Regions from separate parts of the Homo sapiens genome. Here region 1 is linked to region 2. A link is an interaction called in ENCODE POLR2A ChIA-PET data of the cell type or tissue named here. Cell type or tissue: K562. All regions are shown on one strand.

The links. Peaks named below come from ENCODE experiments on the same cell type or tissue, not always from the same donor. Only the 100,000 strongest peaks of a DNase experiment are listed, where the experiment ranks them.
Region 1: POLR2A ChIA-PET joins it to region 2 with 5 read pairs; 2 of 35 experiments call an interaction of 5 or more read pairs at or near these places.

What each region holds. Positions count from the first base shown.
Region 1 is chr1:19,170,975-19,175,974 of GRCh38, forward strand. UBR4 (ubiquitin protein ligase E3 component n-recognin 4) reads right to left here. Exons shown (of 106, transcript NM_020765.3): 21 at 3,980-4,059; 22 at 3,345-3,473; 23 at 2,465-2,647; 24 at 2,207-2,332; 25 at 1,890-2,119. Among named protein-coding and RNA genes, the nearest start is that of UBR4, 37 kb to the right of the region's middle. In K562, no CTCF peak of the experiment used is centred here; no DNase peak of the experiment used is centred here.
Region 2 is chr1:18,923,724-18,928,723 of GRCh38, forward strand. The region is part of intron 1 of IFFO2 (intermediate filament family orphan 2); the gene reads right to left. Among named protein-coding and RNA genes, the nearest start is that of ALDH4A1, 24 kb to the left of the region's middle. RefSeq lists enhancers at 2,907-3,126, 3,152-3,778, 3,407-3,526, 4,027-4,116, 4,447-4,496. In K562, no CTCF peak of the experiment used is centred here; DNase peaks (open chromatin) are centred at 269, 3,068 and 4,216; H3K27me3 peaks cover 4,258 bases.

The DNA.
Region 1 (5,000 bases), 250 kb after region 2:
CTCAGTTTCCTATCTATTTAATGTAGTTGATAGTGCCTGCCCCTTCCTGGTCTCTAAGAATTCCAATGGGTAATCATTTCCCAAAGAATGTCCCCTCCTCTGAAATGCTCCCAAAACATGACTGCCTGACAAGTAAGCCTGAGAAACAGTGAATACTATATCTATCCTCCTTCCCCACCTCAGAAGATTGACAATGTATACAGTAAAGGCTCTGAATACTATATTTTTTAAAACAAAACAAAACAAAAAAAACTGTTTATCCAACATTTTGCAAACTTACTTGACCAGGAACGTTAACAGCTCAGTGTGGAAAGTACTGGCCTATTAGGCCAGATTAGAGTCTGTAAATTCCCAGAGGGCAATGACTTGGTCTGCTTTGGCTACTGCCATAACCCTAGCACCTAGAAAAGTACCTGGCACGTAGCAGCCATACATATTTGTTTGGCTCAAACAAATTTGAGCCAAAAAAAAAATTTGCCTCAAACAACAGCCCTCTATCTTCTGCAAGGCAGTCATACTAAGAGACAAGGTTAGTTAAGTCTGACAAAGATCTAGGTCCCTTTAAAGCAGCATAAAGCCCACAGAGCTGGGCACGGTGGCTCACACCTGTAATCCCAGCACTTTGGGAGGCTGAGGCAGGTGGATCACCTGAGGTCGGGAGTTCAAGACCAGCCTGGCCAACATGGAGAAACCCCATTTCTACTGAAAATACAAAAATACAAAAATTAGCCAGGCATGGTGGTATGCACCTGTCATCCCTGCCACTCGGGAAACTGAGGAGAATCACTTGAACCCAGGAGGTGGAGGTTACAGTGAGATGAGATCGCACCACTGCACTCCGGCCTGGGTGACACAGTGAGATTCCATCTCAAAACAAAAAAGCACCATAGAACAGGAGTGAACACTGAGATCCTACAGGGACCAGATAAAGTCAATAAGCTTAAGAGAGCCCGGTGAAAACTGCTGCAAAGGGAACTAATTCTCAGCTCCAGTCTGTTACTGTTGTTTGGGAAGTCAGGCCCAGTTTTGCCAGTTCTTCCAATTTAAGAAAAGCCAGAAATCTAAACTTGTGAATAATCTCCCAATTTTATATACTGAAATTAACTTTAAATATTTAAACATCATACAGACCAAAGTCTACAGGGCATGCAATTTGCAGTGTTTGTTATAGAAAGAGTTGAATTTCAAATAATTTCTAACTCATTTAGAGATTTTTTTTTTTCTCCAACTACATATCATCACATGTAAAGAGCATTTAAGGGCCAGGCACAGTGGCTCATGCCTGTAATCCCAGCACTTTGGGAGGCTGAGGTGGGTAGATCACCTGAGGTTAGGAATTCAAGACCAGCCTGGCCAACATGGCGAAACCCCGTCTCTACTAAAAACACAAAAATTAGCCAGGCACGGTGGTGCATGCCTGTAATCCCAGCTACTCAGGAGGCTGAGGCAGGAGAATCACTTGAACCCAGGGGGTGGAGGTTGCAGTGAGCCAAGATCGCACCATTGCACTCCAGCCTGGGCGACAGAGCGAGATGCCATCTCAGAAAAAAATTTTTTTAATAATAATAAATAAAGAGCATTTAAGGAGCTTTAACTCAGTTAATAACAGAAATGACAGTGTTTTGAAAAATTACCTTTCTCTGTATCCTACGAGTAAAATCGTACAAAATATTTAAAGAATTATAGACATTAAACTTCCTCCTGACTCCTCCTGCACTATTTGAAAATTTCCTCATCAAGCACCCCTTCATACTAGAGAAGAAAGCATTATACGTGGGGAAAAAAACCCCTAAGCTGAAGAAAGAGAAAAATGTCAAATTCTGAGTCAATGCGGGATCTGCACGGAGTGAAGAGTGCATGTGCATCTCTGGGCAGGCAGTTCGCCACACCTGGTGAACGATGCATAGGTGTCAATGAGTTGCAGCGTGGCTGGAAGTAGGTTCTTGGTAATCTCAGACGACTTATGAGGATCAGTCTCAGCAGCCATCTTAGAAAAATGCTCATCCAAAGAGACCTGGACCTTTGAGATCGCGGCATCAAGGGTGTAGATGGACTGCAGACTGGGAATTTCATGCAGCTGCAAGATGGTGGTACAGTCGATACTACAGAAGGATGAGATCTTTAAAAATATGCAAAATATAATTAGCTGTGGCAATGGGCTATGGTAGAAACCAAGTTCTATCATTTAGGTTCCAATATTACATACCTGTCGAGCGAAGTATTCCTCTACTATTTCAACATCATATTTCACTGAGCTACACTTAGTGGTGGATGCCAGTTCTAGAAGCGAGCTAGCATGCTCAGCCTTCATTCCCTGTTTGATAAGGTGATCCTATTTGGACAGCAAGAAAAAGTGTTTAGGAGATGACTATAGGCAAAGCTTTCATTATCTTCAAATTTAAAAGCTCCAGTAAGCACAAAGCACTTTGGCTTTGAATAGTCTTAGCAGCAAGCTCTGTGTTACCTTTATCCAGTTGACATAGGAGCTGATCCGGAGCCGAGAAGACCATCGCAGAGTGTGCAAGATGTCACATTCGCTCATCTCAGGTGAGTTCATGGATAGCTGGTTAATGTAAGTCTTTGATGGTGGTAAAATTCCTAGGATCCTCCACAGTATCAAGAAGTAATATTGAAGGGCACAGGCCTCCTGGAGAAAGGAAAAGCAGCATAGAGGTAGCACTTGGTATGGCCTCAAGATCTCCCTCACAGTACGAACTACTCCAAATACAACTTTTAAACCAGAACTGTATAGAGTCCTGATTTTAAATTGAGATTTGGCCCCCAAGTCCATTCTCCAGATCTTTCTAGAGAGTGCACCTAGCAGAAAATGGCAGAACACACATACAAATAATTTGTTCCGTATTCTGCACATTTCACAGACCAAAAAGGCTATTCCAAGACAACTTTGGCTCCCCAATAATTTACCAATTAACCAAAAGAGGGCAGGACATTCTGCTTAGCAGACCTGCAATCAGCTATCCGTTTTTGTGGCCTGGAATTGCTTCTAGAATATAGAGACACATTAACAGAGCCATGGAAAAATCTCAAGCGTGAGGCTTTCAATATCACACATCAACCAGTATTGACAGGAGATATAGCACTTGGGGGGGGACCACTAACTCTTAAATTACAGTTCTCTCAATGGTAACCAAAAAAATGCAACAGCTGATTAAATTATCTTTAAGGTGAACATAGCTACACAAACTACCTAGAAATACTCAAGTATCAGTCAGTTTTGCAAATCAATATTCAATAAACTGGTTACATTTCAGAAGGAAATTTCTGATAGAAATGATCAATGATCAAACACAACCCAAAGACTTCTCAGGGTTCCATGGTCTTACCAAGGCTGTTACATTCTTGTTTTCCTTTCTCCTAACTGTATCAAGCTGGGACCCAGCTGCAAGCAGGGCTGTCAGTGCAGCATAAAGCTCATCATACTTGACAAGCTTGGAGAAAAGGACGTCACATGCCTGACATCAAGAAAGAAAGAGAGTCATTTCCTTACTTTTAAAGTATTTTTTCCTACTGCCTATACACTATCACTTATCCTCATGATTGACAAAATATCCCATCAAATCATAATCATTAATTTCTCCTTGGAACAGATTCCCATTCTGGGACATTACTCACACTGTTTGCAAGCTATTGTGAGCACACAGCTGCTGGCTTTAGAATAAGGGAGTAAGACAATTATTTTTGTCCATTAAAATACTTGCATGTGAAAAATGCTAACAAAGACTGTCTTCAAAAATCAAGTGTCAGAGGTGCCAATCCAGAAAGGACAAACCCCACAGCAAAAGTGCACCCAACAAATAAATATCCAAGTAACATTTTCCTATTAGAATAAGCTCAAATCGTAACACAGACCACATTTCCTCACTATAAAAAGTCAGTCATTCCCTTTCCCCCCAGTAGGCTGATTCTGGTGGAAACCATCTGACCCACATATAAAATGCAGTTTTAAAATTCCTAGTACCACAGAATCAAGTCGGTTCAAATCATCCTCTGAGGCTTCTGGGGACAGGACACAGTAGAATCTGGGGTGTGGGACAGCATCTGAAAAGTAATATGCTGATTAAAAGAATGGTTCCATTCTTAACTCTATCTGACTAGTATGCAATGTAAAACTCAGAAAATACTTTATAATAAGGTTTCCCAACCTTAACAATATTGACATCTGGAGCCAGATAAGTGTTTGCTGTGGGAGGCCATCTTATGCACTCTAGGTGACTTAACAGCAGCCCTGGCCTCTACCCCCTGAATGCCAGTAGCACCCCCAGTTGTGACAACCAAAAATATCTAGACATTGCCAAATGTCCTGGAGGGGAGAGGGCAAAATCACCCATTGAGAACCATTGCTCTAAGAGTTAAGTAGGGTGCCCTAGAATCAAATCAATCAACAAATTATATCATTAGTCTGCACACATTAAACTTACATGCTGTTTCCCTAACATCAAATAGTAAAAGATAACAGTAAACTCACACTAAGGCTTCACAAAAGTTTCCACAAAACACACTTAACATCTAATAATCCTCAGGGTAAGTGCAAACACACACTAAAAATGAACACAACAAACACTTCATCCAAAGAACAGACAATTGCTATATGAGAAAAACACTAGAGATAATCTCATGTTCACATTCGTTTCAGACCAGCATATCACCAAGACCCAAAAGGAAATTTAGCTATACATTAGAACCACAACTCTAAGGGAAAATAAGGAAAATTAATGACACAGAGTGGCAAGAATCCATATACTGTACCCTATGGCCAGACACGAGGATTCTGATTTCTTGTGTCTCAATTTATTTTTTAGTTTTTATGTTTTTTTTGAGACAGGGGTCTCACTCTGTCAACCAGGCTGGAGTACAGTGGCGTGATCACAGCTCACTGCAACCTCAACCTCCCAAGCTCAAACGATCCTCCCACCTTAGCCTCTCGAGTAGCTGGCACCACAGGCACGTGCCACCATGCCCGGCTACTTATTAAAATAATT
Region 2 (5,000 bases):
CTAGAATGTGCATACCAATCACCTGGGCATCTTATTAACATGCAGAAGCTGGTTCCGCAGGCGAGGGCTGGGGCAGACAGCTCCCCAGTGATGCTGGGCTACAGATGGCACTGAGTGGCCAGGCTCTGAAGACCACACAACCCAGCCCCTCCACCTCACCTCTCCCTTCCTGCCCCGAGTTCTGCACCCTCCCAACCCCACATCTCAATCGTGTTTCCTGACTGCACATACCACACCCCCAGGATGAGCTTGCACAAATGATTTCACGGGCTTTTTATTTCCAAAGCCAGACGGGGGAGGCAGCCGGCTGGCCTGCTCCCAGGAGGTTGAGGACAGACCCCGCATGTGGACAGCAGCTGGCTTGACTGAAGAGCCTGTCGCCCGCCCTGACATCCCTCCCGGCGGTGGTGGAGAAAACCTGGCTCCGCCAGCTCCAGTGTTGACAATGCAGAAAAGCTCTGTCCTTGGATCGTTCTGAGGACTGGCATGAAGGGCCAGGTGGGCGATGTGTTTCTTACGGCACTCCAGACACCTGTATTCCCTGCCCACCCACCCAGAGCCAGGGAGCACTCAGCTTAACTGAGAACTGGTGAACCAAGTTGCTGGCACAGAGATTTCAACACCAGCTTCCCAAGCACAACCCTCCCTCTTCCCTGGGTCTGCCCACAAGAGTAAGGTTTCAGTGGGGAGGGTGTTTCAGGCAGAGGGACCAACAGAAACAAAGAGGGCAGCAGGAAGGGACAGGCCAGGCGCTGTCTGCCACCAAGAGGCGGGTGCACCTACTTTGGATCAGCGGTTTGCAGACATCGTTTCCTTTCAGCCTGCACCATCCCCTCTCCCAGCCCCAGCCCATGGCTGAGCAAACGACTTGCCCAAAGACTGCCTAGGAAGTGGCAGCGCCTGGATTCGAACCCAGGTCTGACAGAATCCTACGCCCGGGCCCTTTAAGGCTGAAAGGGGAAGGAAGGCTGGAGTGAACATAAAGAGATCACTTTTGGGGCACAAAGGCCATTTTCCTCGAGTCTCCCTCAGCAGTCCAGGAGCTGTTCTGTTGGCTGGGGAGGGGTCCTTTCTGGTCTTTTGAAGACTCCAGAATATTGACAGGCCTGCCACTGGCAGAAAATGAGGTGACAAACACATCCCAGTGCTCTCTGCAGGGCCTTTCCATAGATCCCCTCCATCATACTGCACATGCACTGGGCTGGAAAGCTACCCTGTCCCCACTTTACAAGTGGGAAAATGAAGACCCAGGGCCTATGGACAACTCCAGCCACGGCTGACACGGCCTGAATCACTGAGAGCCGCCCCTGCCCACCCTGACCCAACAGCTCATAAAACTTCCAAATCCTTCTCTTTTCTAGCGCTGGATGAGAGAAGGGACATTTATTGATTACCTTCTCGGTGGTATCCACCACATTAGGCACTCATACTTCCCTCTATAAAATCCCGCTGAGCCCTCCCCTGGGGATCATCCCCATGTTGCAGATGAGGCTCAGAGGTCAGGTAACTCATTTCCCCTCTTCCTCTCTCCTCCTCAGCCTCCTGAAACCCTAGCCATTCTCCCAGGCTTGTCTCAAATGTCATCTCTTCCCCAAGCCTCACATCCACTTCCATTGTTTGCCCCACAGCTTAAAGCAGTGGAGGCCCCAGGATCTCCTCTTCCCCAGTGGCATGGTTGTGGGATCCCACGGCACACAGCTCTTGCCCAAAGGAGCCAGTCCCGTGACGCCAGGGCCAGTGATGGCTCCATTGTGTGGTCACCGCCACTTCCACCTTCCCCACCGCCACCGGGGGCTGGCACTCATCTCGGGAGGTCTCAGGCACAGAGATGGGGCAAAGAGGAAGCAAGAGGCAAGTTCCCTGGTCTAGGTGGGAAAACAGGCACAGGAGCCGGGTCTCAGGTCGGGGGTCCAGTCCTTCTGCAGGCCCAGAGAGCTGGTTATGATGATCATTCCTGTGCTTGCTACTGTATTCCCTGCACCTCAAACTGGCTGGGCACTTGCTAAGGAGTCAGACATTTATCGAATGGATTGGTTGGATGGATGGATGGATGGATGGATTGGTTGGATGGATGGATGGATTGGTTGGATGGATGGATGGATGGATGGATGGATGGATGGATGGATGGATTGGTTGGATGGATGGATGGATGGATGGATGGATGGATGGATTGGATGGATTGGTTGGATGGATGGATGGATGGATGGATGGTTGGATGGATGGATGGATGGATTGGTTGGATGGATGGATGGATGGATGGATGGATGGATGGATGGATTGGTTGGATGGATGGATGGATGGATGGATGGATGGATGGATGGATGGATGGATTGGTTGGATGGATGGATGGATGGATGGATGGATGGATGGATGGATGGATTGGTTGGATGGATAGATGGATGGATGGATGGATGGATGGATGGATGGATCCAAAGCTGCACTTACTCCTCAGTGCCCTGATGGCCCTCGCCTCCAGACAGAACTCCTTTCCCCCAGAGCATCCTTAGACTGAACATCCCAGCCCAGGGGCTCACAGGAGGCAAATTCCCAGCATAGCCCCTGCACTCAGCTTCATCCATTCGGCTCCAGAGCCTCTCCTGGGAGAGGCCAGGCCAGGCCAGGGGGAGGGATGGCCAGGGCAGGAAGCAGGCAGGAGAAGGAGAAACCTTCCCTTTCCCACTTCCCACAGCCCTGGGCCAGGGAGGGGAGGCAGGGATGTCAGAACAAAGAGTGCAGGGAGAGGAAATGACTCCACAAAAGCACAAAGCAGCTGAGATCAGGGGCCTCGGCCACCATCTTAGCAGAACAAGCACTCTCTGAGGCTGGTGGCCAGGAGGGAGAGGTGGCAGCACCACCCCAGCCAGATGTGGTCTCTCCGCATTCCTGAGGAGCCACCACTGGAACCACGTGAGGGACGAGAAGTCTCTGCTGGCCTCTGGGGAAAAGGGGTGGGCAGATTCTATGCCAGTCCCCACCCCCACCCCACTCAGGGCCAGTGCCTCCCCCTCTCCCGTCAGCTCAAGATGACACACAGACCCGCAGGAAAGGGACCGACAAGCCTGCCCTACAGAGGGGCGGAAACCCAAGCTGAAGTCACCAGCAGAGGGGCTGACTCACAGATTTTTCACTTCCTGTGCAGTCAGAAAAAGAGGCTCGAGGCTCCCGCTCAGGAGGAAAGTAGGTGCAGGCCCAGCAAAACAATGAAGCCCTCCAGGGACGAACCTGGGGCTCCTGGAGTGAGCATCCCAAGACACCAGGGCAGCAAGAGACGGGTTCAAATCCTGCCCCATCACTTCCCAGTTGCGTGATCTTGAGCAAGTCAGTTACCCTCTCTGGGCCTCAGTTGTCCCCTCTGTGAGTTGGGAAACCAGCCACCCCCTTTCGAAGGTGGCTGTGAGAACTACAGGAAGGGGATGGTGTGGGTAAAAGCACCCTGGCATCCAGCAGACCATGGGTGTTCAGCAGCTCCACGTCAACGGCACAGCGCATGGCTGCCTCCCACCTCCAGAGTTGGGAGGGAGGTGTGGAAATGGCCCACACCTTGCGGGAAGGCGAGCGGCCGGCACGCCTAGGCCGACTCACTCAGGTGAAGGGAAATGAGCTCAGGTGAGGCTGGGCTGGAGCCCTCAGTGGAAGACTTCATTCTGGGCCAAGCGTGGGCCTGGCCTCTGGCAGAGGGCAGGTGGGGGCAGAGAGCAGCTTCCTTCCCGGCGGGTGGAGGGCTGGCACCTTCTCAGCTCCACCCTGGCCTCGGGGAGCTCACCCCACTGCAGCAGGGCTGGATGCAGGTGGCCAGGGAGCTGTGCTGGAGCCCGGCTGCTCAAACCACAGATTTGGCCCAGCCAATGCCCCTCAGCTCTGCGCTGCCCTAGCTCCTGTGTTTGCCCACCTGCAGATGCACAGAGGCATCCTCACAGCAGAGCCAGGGCCAAGCCTGGGGGCCCCAATCAGCTGTTCTTCTCTAAAATAATATCTGAGCTGGAAGAAGAGGCTGCAGGCACAGTGGTAGACCAGGGGAGCCCTTTCTGCAAATGCAGTTTTGCAGAAGCTGATGGATTGGGAAGACCAGAGCAGGCTCCCCGGTGGGGTCAGGGCTGCGTGCCCCCAACAGCCTCCACTTGCTTCTTCTGAGCCCTTCTAGAGAACCTGAAAACCACAACCGAGTCAACTTCCTCCTTGCACACCATCCCCCTCGAATACCACAGACAATTCATATTTAAGGCAGAAAGAAAATCCGATAAGGGAGTGGGAGTGGGGCAGGGCTGGGAATACAATGTGGAAATCCCGCCACCACTGCTAACACAGGGCTCACCTCCTGGGCAGCTCAGCACTGATGCACGTGTGGATGCCTTGCCTCCTGACTTTCTCTCCCACATGGCACGCTGCAAGCCCGTCTTCTCCCCCGAAAATGGACAGCCAATAAGCTCTAGCCCCTGCGCATGAAAGAGGCCCCCTCCTGCCTGCCCCAAGCCCCACCCCCTGGGGACACCTGGCACCACCTCTTGTGGCCTCCCGGCTCCCATCTCCATGGAGCCCCTGATCCCAAGGAAAGGCTGTCTCGCAGACGTGCCCATCAGAGCCCGGCTGCCCAGCTGTACTCTCCAGCTCTCGGAAGGAAAGACAAATTAAATGCCAACTGATTGTCTCCACGGAGGAGGTATTAATTTAATGTGAACACTTAACCAGGGCAGCCGATTCCATTACAGGCGGGCAGTAATGGCCTGAGCAGGACGGAGCACAGGCTGTACACTGAGGATGGGGGCCAGGTTTGAGAAGCCACTAATCAAGTGTGCCCCCAGAACACTGCCACCCACACAGACACACAGAGCTGCTTTCAACCAGAAACGGCAGCCTCCTCCAGGGATCCCAGCGTGCCAGGTCTGCGCAAGGCTGCTCAGGGGAGAGGCAGAGGGGTCTGACATCCATAGGGAAGTTCCCTGTGGAAGAGCGGGTACTGGGCTAGGAAGCAGGAGGTCCTGGTTCATGCCCTGGCTGCGTTG